Regions from separate parts of the Mus musculus genome. Here region 1 is linked to region 2. Evidence: chromatin loops called from intact Hi-C (ENCODE). Cell type or tissue: left cerebral cortex. All regions are shown on one strand. Links, peaks and the distances in the headings refer to the core of each region. The heading gives the core; the rest is flanking DNA.

What was found. Peaks named below come from ENCODE experiments on the same cell type or tissue, not always from the same donor. Only the 100,000 strongest peaks of a DNase experiment are listed, where the experiment ranks them.
Region 1: it touches region 2 in a loop (2.3-fold over the local background); 5 of 42 quality-filtered maps call a loop at or near these places.

Annotation. Positions count from the first base shown.
Region 1 is chr17:28,687,031-28,695,358 of GRCm38, reverse strand. Slc26a8 (solute carrier family 26, member 8) reads left to right here and starts at 5,372. Exons shown (of 20, transcript NM_001290320.1): 1 at 5,372-5,642. It overlaps Mapk14 (mitogen-activated protein kinase 14), which reads right to left and starts at 4,017. Exons shown (of 12, transcript NM_011951.3): 1 at 3,504-4,017. The coding sequence starts at 3,619. In left cerebral cortex, for the core only: a CTCF peak has its summit at 4,191; DNase peaks (open chromatin) are centred at 4,048, 5,530, 6,660, 6,821 and 1 more place; H3K4me3 peaks cover 4,404 bases; H3K27ac peaks cover 3,898 bases.
Region 2 is chr17:28,616,282-28,624,609 of GRCm38, reverse strand. It overlaps Srpk1 (serine/arginine-rich protein specific kinase 1), which reads left to right and starts at 2,089. Exons shown (of 16, transcript NM_016795.4): 1 at 2,089-2,210; 2 at 2,573-2,633. The coding sequence starts at 2,198. In left cerebral cortex, for the core only: no CTCF peak of the experiment used is centred there; DNase peaks (open chromatin) are centred at 3,822, 6,710, 7,750, 8,185 and 3 more places; H3K4me3 peaks cover 2,721 bases; H3K27ac peaks cover 2,660 bases.

The sequences.
Region 1 (8,328 bases), core at 325-8,324, 71 kb before region 2:
AATGGCTATTAATACTTAAAAAAAAAAAGCTTCATTTATTTTTGTTATATTTACTGGAATAATCTTGTCCTATATAGCATGCTAAATCAGATTTAGTTAGAAGAAATTACCATGTTTAGCTACAAGTTTGTTACATGTCTACATGCCGATCATAAACTAAGCATCTCCATGCCTACAACACAGCAAGCAACCCATAAAATGCAGCCATTAAATCCATCCATTCTTCTACAAGCCCAATGACAAAATGAGCTGTCTCGTTCTGTACTTTTAGCTCAAGAATCTAGCCTTGATTCTAGCCAGAGTTTGGTGTTATGTAATCCAGACTAATGAATAAATAGCTGTGAATGATCTAGAAGTAATTCTTAATTCTCACTCCCAAGGCATGGTACCCAAGTGTGTCCAGCAAGGGGCTGGAGAGCCCCTTTCCCCAGAGGAAAGACACTGACGTTCCCGTTTGTATTTCCTTAAATTCACCACAAAGATTTTCCCCTATGTCCCAAACCACACAATCAATGCTTTGCAACAATGTGGTCTTAATGATTTTGCTTGTTTCCCTTTTCAGGCAGTAAATACAGTTCCTTAAAACTTAGAGAACTTAGTTTAGTTCCCTTTACACTTTTAAAAAGAAAGATATTTGTAAAAACAAGCCAATTCTCAATTTCTAGACTCTCATTCAACTTTGAGTCACAGTTGGTAATACTACAGTTTGCTGCTTGTTTTTTGTTACTGTCGCTCACTGCATAATACAAATTAAAATTAATCTTAAACTTAAAAGAAAAAAATTAAGTTACAAATCAAAGTGTATCATGTCCAATTCAGAGATTCCTTTTTTGAAGAGACTTCAGGTCCCTCCTGACTTATTCCACTGTCACCAGTAGAACAGCCTCCTCTCTTCTCAAGAGCTCAGTTTAAATCCCCCTCAATTATATCCATTCAAATGGACTTCATTATTCCCCAACATCAAACTATCTCAGAGAACGAAGGTGAAGAAAGGGAACACAGGCCTCAAAGTGGATTAAAAAAGAAATTCAAGAAGTCAGGTGTAGTGTTGCAAGTCTTTAATCCAGGCACTCTGAGAGGCAAAGTCCAGCTGATCGGAGTTGGAGGCCAGTCTGGTCTACAATGTGAATTCTAGGACAGCTCATCTCAAAAAACAAACAAAAAAGTATTTTTCAGTCACACCTAAAAAGCTAATTGAAAACACAATTTCAAATAACTTGAGAGAAGTTAACACTTGCAAATCTAACTGAAGGTGACATTTGCTGGGTCACACACAATTTCAGCTATCTTTTCCTCATCAATAGGCTACATAGTAAATCTCTACGCTAGAAACTACACCTCTCTGGAATGTCAGGCAAGGAACTAAACAGTGGTTGTCTCTGGAAGACCAGCATGCAGGGCTGAGAGCAGAAACAGGATTTTTGCTGCATACCTTTTGGGCCCTTATTTCAAGCAACCTGCTTTGTGTGGTGCACTGCTGCTGGGGCTGGAATGCAGGGCCTCCCACAGGCAAGGCCAGGGCTGTCCCACTGCGTTCCATCACTGGGCCAGCACTACCTATGTTTAAGAAGCTGTTTGGTAGAAGTCTATTTAATTGTGAGGTTGTGCTCAATTATATTACACAGAAAACAGCAGCACTAGAGGAAGTGGAGTTGGTTTCACTGTGGCACTTCACTGTGAAGCTGGCTCTTCTGCCAGGACAGTGGTGTCCACAGGAAACCTTGCAAATTCACCATCCCAGAAGCCCCTGAGCTTCACTCCCTGAGCATTCAAATGGAAACAAACGCCTGGTACTGTACCAATTAGGAACGAAGAATGGAGATACTTAAGGAGCTGGTAACTATTAGAGAAACAATGATGCAACAGATCAATCACAAATACATGAGAGATATTATTGACATTTCCTTTAAAGTGTAAACTGCCATTCTGTAGACTCGTGAGAAAGATGTCCAAGTTGGTATCATCTGCAACATAGCTTAAGCAGCTTGAGCCAGCAAATGCAATGTGATCTGTTGCTGGACACAATTGCACAATCTCAATTACCCAGAAGATTCTACCAAACAGGAAATTCACGATATGACTTTAAGTAACACAGGACTCATACTTAAAGGTTAGCACATCCAGAAGCCTGGAATTTGTTCCAAAACAAAAACCATTTCCCAGACTCCTTCGGAAACCATGAATGCATGTAAGTCACTAAAACACAGGAAGGGCTCATCTACTGAATCTATCAGATTACTATCAGATAGGGAGCTCTAAAAGATATAGTAAAAGATACTGCGTGAATCCTTCAAAGTTCCTTAGAACATTTCTGGAGTGGAAGTTTTATGGTAGAAATTTAATCTGAAACCTGCTCCCAGGGCCATGCATGGTAGCAAAAGCCTTTATTCTCAGAGCTGGCAGACAAAATTTGTTGAGTTCCAGGCAAGACAGGGAGAGCCATAGTGGAACTAAAATAGGCCCCCCCCCACTCCTACCCCCCTCCCCCACCCGGTGTTAAGGAAAGCTAAAAAGCATCGTTTCCTATGTTCCAGGATCTCCCGAAAACCACCACGTACCTCGGTACTTACAAGCTGATAAAACTCCGCAAATCTTCTAAGGGACTTAAAAAAAAGAAAAGCACCCCCATGAATTACTTCAATTAAAAGCTATCTACACCTCCAGCTCTAGTCCTACCTTCTTGATCTTGAGGGGCGCCCCTCTGCTCGGTATGGAAAACTGTTTTGTCAAACAATACTGAAATGAGCAGTGGTATGTGACTAAGCGGCGAGCTGGAGCGTCCTTGCAAGGCGCTGCCACCCTCCCTCCCCGAAAAGGAAATACGCTTTCAACCGAATCGGAAACACACCACGCAAGCTGGCACCGTGGTCCCCGAGATAAAGTCGGTATTTTAAGCTCTTCGGGGTGCTGCTAATTCAAGTGCGAATCCCAAAGGAACGTTTCCTGAGACAGGATTTTTCGATGGAGGCTTGCAAAAATGGGAAAAGGGGGAGAAAAAAGGAAAAAAAAAAAAATTCCGGGAAAGGAGCGCTTTCTCTTGCAAGTTTCGTTCAGGTGACCGCAGTCCCCGGGTCAGGCTTTGCCCTACAGCTCCTCGCTGGAGCTCCGCCCAGCTCGTCTGCTCCCCGGGGCAGGGCTCCCGCGTCCCGAGTGGCGGTACCCGGAGGCAGGGTCCTGAGGCCGCGCTGCAGCAGAGGACCCCCGGGAGGGCCAGTCTTGGGAGCAGGGAGAGCGCAGGGTAGAGAAGCATCCCACCGCGTCCGCAGCTGACCCGCTCCCGCACACGGCTCGCCCCCGACCTGCGTATGCAGGGCGAGGGGTGCAGGACACGTCCCGCTCCAGCTGCCCCCTGCACCCCCAGACACGCCCGGAGGAGAATTCCTGCCGCTGGGCGCATCGCTGAGCTGTGGGGACAGGCCTGGCCCTCAGGCATGCAGGGCCACCCTGCTTGCTCCACCGCGTCCCCCCACCCCACCCCTAACCCGAGGCCCGGCGACACTCACCACACCGAGCCATAGGCGCCCGAGCCCACCGGGGACAGGTTCTGGTATCGTTCGGGCACCTCCCAGATGGTCTTGTTCAGCTCCTGCCGGTAGAACGTGGGCCTCTCCTGCGACATCTTCCAGCGGCAGCAGCGGGGCGAGGAGGTGGCCGAGCGGGGGCTCCTGCCTGCAGCCGCACGCTCTCCTCTGCGCCCGCCCGCGGCAGACCGGACCCCGCGCCCGCCACCCGCGCAGGTGTGGAGGCTGCGACCCGCCGCCCCTGTCAGCCGCGGCGGCTCCTACGAGCGTCGGCAAGGTGCCGGAGCCGGCTGCACGGCTCGAGGCTGCTCCCGCCGCGGTCCTCCTGCAGCCGCTCCCCGGGGAGGGAGCGCACGCCGACGCCGCAAGACACCCGCTCGCGCTTCAGCGCCCCGCTTGGGCTCCAGTGGCGGCGATCCCACAGGCAGCGGCCGGGAGCCTCTCGCGGAACTCTCGCGAGAACAGCTCCAAGGAGGCCCCGCTCTGAATCCAGATCTTACCCAATATGGAACCTGCCCACGGGGCGGGGGGTCGCGAGAAGAGCGCGCAGGGCCGGCAGATCTCGCGAGAAGAGGGACGCGGCTTGGGGAGCCGAGGCAGGAACTCTCGGGGACTGGGCTCCCCGGGGCGCCAAGGGTGGAGGCCGCAGCGCGGGGCGCGCGCGCCTCTCTGTGGTCGCACGGGCGAATGCCTGGCGCCATGGCGGAAAGCCGCTGTGACAGCGTCGGGGAAGAGAGCCAAATGATCTTTGAACTCCGAGCAACCTGCTCACTAGAGTCGTCAATTTCCAAGAACAACTTGAAAGAACAGACAGGCCCTGTCCAGAAAGCTGTCGCATTCCGGTCTGCTCAAGGACAAGTGGCTCACCTCGGGATGCTGGTGAAACCTGCCCCCTAGGCAAATATTAGTCTTGCCTCAAAGCCCAGGCTCTCCCTCCAGGCGCTCCTACATGTTTTCAGGCAGAAGTGGCAGAAGGAGGTTCCAGGGACCCACAGGGAGTTCCAATGCACGAGGTCAGAGGTAGACATCATGAATGGCCACTTCCAGGCTGGGGACCAGCATTTGCAAGGCCCTGGGTTCAATACCCACTACTGGAAGGGGAAGGTACACACACACACTGCAAGTAGGTCATTCCATTTCAGGAAGGTCTTCTCATTTATTTATTTATATTTACACCACCTGCAATTCCGGCATTTGGAAAGACCAGAAAACCCTTCATATACATGCATACATATATATCTATTTACACAGCCTGTAATTCCAGCATTTAGAAAGACCAGGAGACCCTTTCATACTATTTATTTATATGTACAGAACCTGTAATTCCAGCATTTGAAAAGACCAAGAGACCTTTCTCTTATTTATTTATTTATACACAACCTGTAATTCCAGCATTTGGAAAGACCAGGGGACCCTTCTTATTTATTTATTTGTTTATTTATTTATTTGTTTATTTGTATTTACAAATCCTGTAATTCTAGCATTTGGAAAAACCAGGAGACCAAGCCTCTGCTGTGTAGTGATGAGACCGTATGTGCAACACCCCAAAAACCATCACTCGGGTTTGAGACCGACTCTTGCCCTTTAGAGCCATCCAAAGTTTAGAAATTTAAAAGAAAATTGGGGGGTGGGTATTAAAGACTTAATTCATGCCTCTGAGAGTATGGAGAACTACTAGGGCGAGCATTCTGACCGCATCTCATTTAGGTAAGTCTGTTGAGCTTTCTTAGGCCCTGGTTCTAGTCTCTACAAGATCAATGCGACCCTGCATTCCCACCTAGTGGAATCTTCCGTAGAAGCCGAGAAAGCTAATAAAAGTGAATGGGGAAAGTTAGACCCGTAAGAACCCACATCCACCCATGCCTACACCGAGCAGGAGAAAGGGGAAATCTTATTCTCGTGGCTATTTCTAGAAGATCCGGGTATGTGGAGGGCAGCAGGGACCCCTTCTCCTCGGCCCAGATGCCATCCTCGCCCGTCACCCGCACAGCCGGAACGCCCGCGGGTTCTGCAGCAACGGCTCCGGAACTGCCGGCCTCCGCGTCCGCAGCGCTGCCGCCAGCCAGGCTGGAGCCGAGTCTGTCCCCAGCGTCTGCGCTCCTGCGGGCCACCGGAAACCAGGTGAGCCTGGGTCGGGAGCGGTCCGGAGCTCTGGCTGCCGCCTGGGAGCTGACAGCCCGCTCGCGTCCCAGAGCGTGGCTGCTTGGGTCACCTGCAGAGCCAGGAGTGTCCCAGGCACAAGGAGTGGGTGAATGAATGAATGAATGAATGAATGAATAGCGGTGGTCCCTGGAACTTCTCTCTCCTTATAGAAAGGCTGCGTGAAACCGAAATGGCAAGAGACAACATGGAATTTGCATACTGGATCCTTTCAAAAATTCGCATCTCTGTGATGTCCACAGCTGAAGGAACTGGACTGTGGGCCCCCCACACTTCCACTCTCTGTGTCCTCATCAGGCCGCAGCTCAGGGCCCCCTTTGCTTCCAGACTTTACTGTTCTGCTCATTTTGTTCTCTCTGCCTTAAGCCCACCCTCTGTCCCCTCTCCTCCTTCTCTGTCTTCTAGTCCTTATTGCTGGACTTTGGGTCCCCCCATGAAGTCTCCACTGTTCAGCCCAGTAATGAGGATCTCTCTACCACACCTGCTTGGTATCACACTGACTAGCATTAAGGGAAGGTGTTTATGTGACCTGTCAGCAGCTGGAGGGCTGCCACCTTCAAGCATCTCCTGCCACTAGACCATCCCCAATACATTCTCCACCAAAACTGAGAGTCACAGGCAATGAGGTTTTTGGTTGGGAAATACAAGTGCTTTTTTTTTTTTTTTTTTTTAATTGGAAGTGAATTTTGTCTTATGGTTTTAGAAAGCATGTGAAAGATGACTTAATTAGGTAAAAGATATTCTTGTACCTTAACTAATTTTGAGGGTTTCTGGTCCTTTGAGTCAAAATTTTATAAATCGGGTTACATTTTTTTGCATTTAAAATATCCCAAATAGAGATTTTAAACGAATCAGTGAGTGGGTGAATGGATGGATGGACAGATGGCTGAGGGTAGCAGAAGCAAAAAGAGCTGTGTTAACGTGCTTGTATTTTTTTTTAAGTGTTTTTTAGCAATGAAAGCCTGCTTAAAGATAAAGGCTGGGACTACAGCTCAGGGTAGAGTAGCCCTGCATGTGTTAGGCCCTCAGATGGGTCCCCAGCCCAGGAAGGAAGAATCAAAAAGAATTAAGGCATGGATGGTGGCTTACACCTATAACCCAGCATTGGCTAGCTGGGGACAGGAGGAGGAGGATGCCAAAGCCCACTACACTCCACCTTTGTGGGGAGCCTGTCTCACAATAAAGACAAGTAAGAGAAGTAGCGGGTAGTGCAGGGAGCCTCCAGGCTGCTCCACCCTACTGACTGCTCCACATCAGGCTCCCCAGCTCTGCTGTGCCCCTGCTTCTCTTTCTGTGTACACAGGCTCTCACTATGGCTGGCCTGGAACTCACTCTGTAGACCAGGCTGGCCTGGAACTCACAGAGATCCACCTGCCTCTGTCTCTGGAGTGCGGGGATTAAAGGCGCCTGTGCTGCCACTATACTGAGCTCCCCCCCGCCCCCCCCCCCCCCCCCCCCGTCTTAAAACATACTTTTGTACTGCCCCAGAAATTCTGACTCAGGAAATTATTTTTATTTGGTTTGTGGTTTTGTTTGTTTATTTTGAAGTAGGAGCTCATGACTGAAAGCTTTCTGTGTATCAGGCTGGTCTTGAACCCCTGATCTTCACTGCCTCTGTGTCCCAAGTGCTGAGGGTAGAGGCATGTGCCACCACACTCAGCTCCCTCTAGGAACAGGTTTTTGTTTTTGTTTTTGAAGTTTGTTTATTTTGTGTGTGTGGTCATAGATGTGGGCCACACTGCCCGGTGCAGGTCCCAGGAAAACTTGTGGAAGTTGGTGTCTCTCCTTTCACCTCATGGGTCCCACGGTTGTCAGGCTTGCTGGCAGGGGCCTTAACCTGCAGAGCCATCTCACCAGCCCTCCTCTAGGAACACTTTTAAACCTACCCCCTTTCTCCTCCCCCACCCCCTCCTCCTTCCCTCTCTCAGTTTAAAGTTGATGTCACTCAGATATTTTATTTCCCTTATATCATCTCTAAATTCTGTCCCTGAAATACCTATTCTCCCCTCCCCCCACTTGAACTCGGTCTCAATTCACCTTCTCAGGGAGTTCTCCATTCCCCAGGCTGGGACCCTCAGTATCTCTCTAGGTCATGTGACTTTTAAGACAGGACTCTGTTTTACCGTGGAGGAGCTAGGGCCTGAATTGTGGCCATGCTGAATCACTGTGGTACACTGAGGAACTCCTTATGCCTGTCAGAAAGGACAAGGTGATGGTTATCAGGAAGATACCAGGGGTGAGGGGAAGGGGGTTGTAGGCTGACCGTGGGTGGTCCTTCCTGCCCCCCCCCCCCCGCCCTACACCAGGCTCCCCACTGGGGAGATGCTGCTATCTTCCTGCTGTATTCCATGGAGAAGTTAGAAGACAACCTCGCCCTCAACCTTTAGCACTGTGGAGGGAATGGTCAGGGTGCACCAACATGGCCACGCTGTGGGCTATAAAGGAAGTCAGCTGGACTGCCTTCAGGATGCCTCAGTGCTGATCCCAATTCAAAGGATTGTTGAAAACCTGTACTTATTTATGTTTATTAATCTATATGCATGAATGTATGCCTGGTACATGCAGAGGTCAGAGGAGAGCATCAGATTCTGTGAAACAGACATTACAGATGGCTGTGAGCAGCCATGTCAGGGCTAGGAGCCAACCC
Region 2 (8,328 bases), core at 325-8,324:
TGAACCAGGAGCTTGCCAGCTCATTTAGCCAGCTTGCTCCAAGATCCTTTGTCTCCAGCACGCCACCTCGCCTACACAGCAGTTATATGGGTTCTGGGGATCCAAATGCCAGGCTAGAACTTTACGCACTGAGCCAACTCCCCAGCCCAAGTCCCACTTCTTCTTCTTCTTCTTCTTTTTTTTAAAAGATTTATTTATTTATTTTATGTAAGTACACTGTAGCTGTCTTCAGACACTCCAGAAGAGGGAGTCGGATCTCCTTACGGATGGATGTGAGCCACAATGTGGTTGTTGGGATTTGAACTCAGGACCTTCAGAAGAGCAGTTGGGTGCTCTTAGAGACATCTTACCTGCTGAGCCATCTCACCAGCCCCCAAGTCCCACTTCTTATAGAGCTGGGTTTTTGAGCCCCTACCCTAGCCAGCTGGAATATAGACATATGCACGCCACTTGAAAAGGCTTCAGTGGAGCCGGGTGTTGGTAGCGCACGCCTTTAATCCCAGCACTTAGGAGGCAGAGGCAGGCCGATTTCTGAGTTCCAGGCCAGCCTGGTCTACAGAGTGAGTTCTAGGACAGCCAGGACTACACAGAGAAACCCTGTCTCAAAACAAAAACAAAACAAAACAAACCAAAAACCCCCCAAACAGACAAACAAAACAACAAAAAGAAAATCACAAAAAAGATCTAAAGGAGAGTTCTGAAACACATGAAAAGTATACAATTCCAATTGCGAATTTCAGTGCCTACTATAAATCTCCACAGCAGTACCCACAGTCTATGTTTTGGAAGAAATACTGGGGTCTAGAGAGCCTCATGTTCCTCCCCCATCTCTCTCATAAATGCCTGCTGATTCTACTTTACTATAGGAGTTTTGATGCCTGAATCATTGGGTTGGGACAGCAAGATTCTGAGCACACAATCCTTTCCACGTTCTCATCTTTCTGTAATGGGGATAATAACTACCTTGGCCTGAAGTTGACATCAGCATCTAATAAGATCATGCACTTGACAGTATGGAAACACCCGGTAAGTCCTACGATGAAGAGAGTTCTTCAAGGAGAAAACAGAATTCCCATTCACACCCTTCCTTTAAGGCTTTCAACTTGCAGCTAGAAAATTCCCTTTAGAAGTGTTTGCTTTTACTTAAAATAATTGTTTAGCTTACTTATGGGTGAGGGGTTGTTGCATGTGCCATGGGTCCTGTGTGCAAGTCAGAGAGAGACCTGTGGGAATTGGCCCTATTTGGATTTGAATTCAGGTCCTTAAGGCACCTTTACTTGCTGAGCTGTCTTCTGGTCCAGTTCTTTTCTTTTTTTCTTTTTTCTTTTTTGGTTTTTCGAGACAGGGTGTCTCTGTGTAGCCCTGGCTGTCTTGGAACTCACTCTGTAGACCAGGCTGGCCTCGAACTCAGAAATCTGCCTGCCTCTGCTTTCCAAGTGCTGGGATTAAAGGCGTGCACCACCACTGCCCAGCTTCTGATCCAGTTCTTTTTTTTTTTTTTAATATTTTTTTATTACGTATTTTCCTCAGTTACATTTCCAATGCTATCCCAAAAGTCCCCCATACCGCCCCCCCATCCAGTTCTTATTGATTTATTTTGGGTCAGGATCTCATTATATATGCCTTGCTGGCCTGGAACTCATAAAGATACACCTGCTTCTGGAGTGCTGGGATTAAAGGCATGGGCTGCTGGCCCAAGGTTTTATCTTTAGAAGAGGACAGAGGCACACGTTCCCTCCTTCCAGCCTTTGTTCTGTGTGTATCCACATACAATTTAATTTCCCATTTTCTTTAATGTCTTAATTGGCCCTTACAACAGCTCAGACAGGAACTGGGATATGTTTGGGTTAAGCAGTTTTGCAGGCCGGGGAAACTGAGGCAAATCCCGACTGACTGCGGAGCCCTGCCTTTCCTCAGGAGGTAAGAACTTCAAGCCGCGCGCTTTATGGCGGGACACTAAAACCAGCTTCCCATTCAGGATCCCTCGGTCCCTTGCCCTCCACTCTCGTACACCCCGGAGCAGGTGGTAGGCTCTGTGTTCACCACGCAGGCGCGCGACGCCGTGTGGGGCGTGGTCGGGCGGGCCCGGAGGCGGGGCCGGCGCGCGCCGGGAGGAAGAGCTGGGATTTGGGCCGCGGCGGGAGCCCGAGTCGGCGTCACTCGAGTGCGCAGGCGCCTGGCGGTTACCGGTCTCGCCATGGAGCGGAAAGGTGAGCGGCGGAGCGGCCTCCGCCACGAGGAGCCACGGCGGTCCCCGACTGGGCGCCAGGCGCCTCTCTGGCCACTGTCGCGGCCCCCTGAAGCGGCGTCACTCTTGCCTCTCGCCCCTCGGCTGCGGCGTCCTCCGGCGCCCGCCGTCCCCGCCCCTCGCTCCGCAGCCCCCAGGCCGGGGCGGCGAGGCCTCATGGCCGGCCCGAGCCTCTTTGGGCGCGCCGGGCCTGGCAGCCGCTGTGCACCCCGAGCAGCCCGCCCCGCGCTCGGCCCGCAGCCTCAGGCCCGGTCGCCCTGCGTGCTCGCGCCGCTCCCCGCCTCCCACTTACATCGGCCCTTCATCCATCCCTCTCTCCCGCAGTGCTCGCGCTCCAGGCCCGAAAGAAAAGGACCAAGGCCAAGAAGGACAAAGCCCAAAGGAAGTGAGTCTTGTACCCCAACATCCCGCCCTTTGCGTTTCCTCGGGGACCTCCTCCCCCTACCGGGTTGTGCGCTTCGGGCGGTTCCCCCCCAACCCCTCCCCGCCACATGGTTACTGGGCCGCTGTGTGATTCGCCCTCCGGGAATCATGTGGAAGGTAGCTGGGTCTCCAGGCTCGGGTCTGCTGGAAAGACCCGGAGCCTGCCCGGCACCACTCGCCAACTCCATCGAGGAGGCCCAGGTGTGGCCCGGCAGCCGGAGCTGGCAATCATTACCTGCCTGTCTGTGAACTCTGCTCTTCCTTCCGTGCTCCGCAGCGTCTTAACTTGCCTCCTACGTCTGTCCGCACGCTACGCCATCGGGAAATTGTTGAATGAATTTTCCCTGTTTACCCTTGGCCCTGCCAACCACACGCTCGCTTGGGTAGAGGAGGACGGCCGGGAGTCTTCCTCGCGCCTGATTACTCTGCTTCCTAAGTCTGGGAGACTCTGTGGCGTTGCTGTCCACTCGGTGTGCCGGCTAAGTTATGCATTACCGGCGGGCCGTACTATCAGGTCCTCAGAGCAGTAACGTCGGAGTAATGTCCAGAGTCAAATTGCTGGTGCCGGTTGGGTGATTCCGGCTTGGTGGGCCTAGTGCTACACTTGCCCGATTTGATGTGTAATAGTGGTTTAGTGGTGTTGGGGGTGTGTGTGCACAAAAGAGGGCACAGTCTGATAGAAACGCTGGGTGGAGGCTTATTCAAGTGAGCTTAGCTGCTACCATTCCCACCAACGTCTTTGTTTTTTGAGATAGCCTTGGCTGACCTGGAACTCCCTATGTAGACCAGGTTGGCCTTGAATTTATCCTCTTGTTTTTGGCTCTGAGAATCCTGGGATTAAGGGGCATGTGCCACCACTGCAGGCTCACTGCCATTGTGAGCTTAGAAGTTAGCTTTACGAAGGATCTTGTACTAACATTTAGTTGCAGAGGTTCCTCCGGGTGGACTTAGAGAGTTCTCTGCTTAGCACTCTGTTTCAGAGGAACTGTTTTCTGTGTTTTCCCATTTATTTGGTGTTTTGTATTATCAAGCTGGGTCTGCACTGCTCTGCCACACATTAGAAGTCTTCCTAGGTCACCCTGCTGCGCGACTGTACCGGGGTGGAGTGGGTGGTGTTGCTTAGGAGACTCCCTGAAGTTTTTTGGGGGAGGCCGTGCAGTGACTTCTTTGATAAAGTGCCGACTTCTCCTCTTCTCCATTTTCTAGTGTGTGTGAGTGAGCGCTGAGGTGTGGGCAGGTGTGAGAGTGCGCAGGTTCCTGGGATGGTTATCCATTTAGGGATGTCTAGAACTCGGTTTGAATCCTCTGTTGAATGGTTGATAGAAACGGCAGAGCTGTCCTAGCAGCAGCTGGGATTTCAGCACTCCGTGGGGAAGCCATATGAGTGTTTTACATTTTCTGATGGAAGGAGGAAATGGTTTTATTAATAACACTTAAAAGGGTTTTTTTCCCCTCTTATTTTAATTTTGGTTTTTCTCCATGTAGCCCTGGCTCTCCTGGAACGCCCTCTGTGGACTAGAGATCTGCCTGCCTCTGTCTCTGGAGTGCTGGGATTGAAGGCCTGCACCGTCACACTTGGTTAAAAGGGTTTTGATAAGAGTCTCACTATGTAGCCTACGCTGGTCTTGAGCTTGGGGTGATCTTCCTGCCTCAGCCTCCACAGTGACACGATTACTGGTCTTGTGCTATCACGCTCAGCTGGCTAATCACCTGTATTTTGGTCTGTCTGATGTAAGACATGGAATCTTATTTAGATATTAGGGTGAATCGGACTGTTGTGTGGCAGGTGAATATGTGTAGATGTCACATACTTAGCAGATATTCAATGCTTCATATGGTCTAGGGTGAACATACACTGTGCATGTGAATGTATATGTCAGAGATCAACATTTAGAAGTTAGCTCTGTCCTTCCCCGTGTAGGTTCCAGGCATTGAACTTGGTGCCTCAAGCCTGGTAGCAAGAGCCCAGACCTACCGAGCCATCTCACCTGCCTGCATATACTTGTTTTAAAAGCAGACAAACGTCCTTAGTGTTAGGTACTCTTCTGCTCACTACTGCAGGTAGCTTAGAGTTGTCTGTGTTCTTAGTTATTTCTGTTCTTACCCTTATTTTACTGAATATAATTTTACTTCCCCCTCGTTTCTCCAACCGCTTTTCAAGTAGTTGAATTTTCTGATTAATTAATTTGTTAAGAGTTTTGTGCCAGAAGCCGGGCAGTGGTGGCACACACCTTTAATCCCAGCCCTTGAGAGGCAGAGGCAGGTGGATTTTTGAGTTTGAGGCCAACCTGGTTGTACTGGCTAGTTTTGTGTCAACTTGACACCGCTGGAGTTATCACAGAGAAAGGAGCATCAGTTGGGGAAATGCCTCCAAGAGATCCAGCTGGAAGGCATTTTCTCAATTAGTGATCAAGGGGGAAAGGCCCCTTGTGGGTGGGACCATCTCTGGGCTGGTAGTATTGGTTCTAAAGAAAGCAAGCTGAGCAAGCCAGGGGAAGCAAGCCAGTAAAGAACATCCCTCCATGGTCTCTGCATCAGCTCCTGCTTCCTGACCTGCCTGAGTTCCAGTCCTGACTTCCTTTGGTGATGAACAGCAATGTGGAGTTGTAAGCTGAATAAACCCTTTCCTCCCCAACTGCTTCTTAGTCACAATGTTTGTGCAGGAATAGAAACCCTGACTAAGACACTGGTCTACAGAGTGAGTTCCTGGACAGCAAAGGCTACACAGAGAAACCCTTTTAAAAAAACCAAACAAAAAAGAAAAATTGTGTCAGAAGCCCCATCTTGACTCTGTTCCTGACTGCATTCCTGACAACTTATTTGCTATTTTTCTGACAAAGGTGTAGGTTCCCATGCGGTTGTTAGGAAGGCCTTCCATAGTGTGGTCTTGTGAGTAAGGCAGGTCTGACTTTGAGTTCTGATTGTAGGCTGACTTGGACTTCATATCTATGTTGAGTCACTCAGCCACAATGACAGGTAGTCAGGACTGAGCAGTACAAGAAAGTGTTGACTGGTACAGGCATAGAGTCTTCTCAAGGGCTCCACTATAATATAGCCATGTGTATTATAAAGGGGTGGGTTGTCTCAATGCTGTGGATTGCCTGTAAAACCAGAACCTAGGCACTTGGAGCAGTGTGCCATAGTCCTAGAGCTGGCTTCTAGGGCTCCTGCCTCCACAACACAGTCCCTTTGGGTCTTTGTGCTGTGAGGTTAAGGGAAGTGACCTTGCCTAACTTGAACAATTTCTTCTCCACCCTACTGTTTTAGATCCTTCTGTCCTTTCTGTTTTTGTTTTCTGTTTGTTTATTTGTTTGTTTTGGGTAAGGGTGGTCAGGTTCTCTTATAGGCCTGGCTGTCCTGGAATTTACTGTGTAAATTAGGCTTTCCTTGACCTCAGGCCTGCTTCTGTGCTGGGACTGAAGGTGTGTACCACCATATCCTAATAGAAAATAGACATTTTCTATTTATTCTGATGTTAACTAGTTGTATAGTGATCAGTTTTGCTTTGGGTGATTAAGAGGTCTGTGAAGCTAGGACTGGGACCTGGGTTGGGCGTGCTGTCCTGTGCTCTGTGGCCACATGGCTAGATGGTGCGTCCTGTTGTGTTGGGACAGATAAGCTAGAGCCTGAGGGGAGGGGCTTCTTCGAGGTCCACCTGTGACGCACCTCGCCTGTGAGCATTCTGATCCCAGTGTGTGCAGCAGGGCCTGCCGCCTTCCTGTCTGCCCTAAGCTTCTAGACTCCAGCAGCTCATGACTTTTAGATGGTATGGAGTCCAGCATCGAACACTCATGTCAATAGTTAGCTTGGAGGTTAGCTGGGACTGCAGTTTTCTCGATGCTTGTGATTAAATAATCTTATAGTTGTTGTGCAGATCTGATTGTGTGATTGAGCTAGGAAGCTCCAAGCTGGGAGTGACATTTTTTATTTTCTTTAGTATAAATTGCTGCACTGAAGCTTTATAAAGGAAGAATGCATAAAGGTTCCTAGCACTGCCTAGTAGGAAGTAGAGCCATTCACGCGCCCCTGCAAGTCGGTGCTGTCAGTGCGCGCGCTGCCTCCTTCCTGTGTGCTTTACAGTGGGCTTTCTTCATTAAGTTTTACATGTGGACTGAGACGTGGCAGTAGCCCCCGGAGTTCCAGGAAGTGGGCCGCTCTAGCTTCGTATCTGTTAGCAAACATGAGTTTCATTTGTGTATTTATTTACTTGGTTTTGGTTTTTTGAGACAGTGGCCCTGGCTGTCCTGGAACTTGCTTTGTAGACCAGGCTGGGCCTTGAACTCAAGAGATTCCTTTGCCTCTGCCTGCCAAGTGCTGGGACTAAAGGCATGCTCTACTTAGCTCTTTTTCTTGCTCTTAAGAGCTGTTTGTAAATGGTATGTTCTTTGTCATGTGGAATAATTTATATTTCTCATCTACTTAAAGGCTTTTGAACTTAAGTTTTTAACACAAAGTGATCCTCCTTCCCCCAATTGGCTAATTTTCACTTCTGCCAATTACCTTGCTCATTTATTTATTTATTTATTTATTTATTTGGTTTTGGTTTGTTTGCTTGTTTTTTAGTCTTTTTCTTTCTCTCTTTCTCTCTTTTCCCCCTCTGCCCTTGCAGAGCTGAGGGCCTTGCGATTACTAGGCCCACCCCGTTTTCATTTCTGAAGTTTTCAGGGTTGACTTGTAATTTTAATTGTATGGGTTTATTAAATTTAAGTGTGTGCTTTTAAATTGCATCTCAAGAACTCTTGTCAGAAATGTTTCCTTATTTAACAGGTTAATATGTTAGCACATTTTGCTTACATGGATGTTTCTATATGAGATCCAGGCTTGTCAAATTAACTGAAGCCCCAACCTGTTAAAATGCCAAAGTAAATAAGATTTTCTCCTGTTAGAAAGGAAACAATGAAAGGTGACAGCTAGAATCTGGGTTTTGTAGAGTAACTGGAAGTTACCACCTGTCTGCTTCCAATGCAGTGTCAAATGTGGGTGCTCAGGTCTGTAGGTGGCATGTACAAGGAAGCCTGCCCAGCACTGAGCTGGAGACATGTGTATTATTGTATTATGTAAGGGTGTTTTGCCTGCATTATATCTGCACATCATGTGCATTCACCCGTAGAGGCCAGAAGAAAGGGATCGGATCCCCTGGAACTGGAGTTACAGATGGTTGTGAGCCACCATGTAGGTACTGGGGGAAAAATCGAGGTCTTCTGCAAGAGCAGCCAGTGTTTAACTACAAAGCCACCTCTCCAGCTTCCTTCTAAATTTGTAGCCTGTCTTTTGAAACCTCAGGGAATTACTGTGACCTCCAAAGCACACTCTAAATCAGCTCCTTGGTCTGAATGTCAGCTTCCCCTATAGAACCTCCATTTTGAAATTATTCAGGTAAAATTCAGCACTTCCTTCCTTAAATGTTGCAATGCTGTTAAAATAGTGTGTGCATGCTTGTCCTTCACCCACTCAGCCCGCCTCTGTAGCCCATCTTGGCCACTATCCTACAAGAACGTGGATTTTTCTGGACAGTAGGACCTTAATGGGAATCTGCACTTTGCCTGTGGAAGTCAAGATAGGAGATGGTGGCTTCAGATACATGAGGGCTTCTTAGTTCTTCTCATGGGGAGTTGTGCACACAGTGAAGCACACTCTCTTCTGTTCCTGGCTGTAGC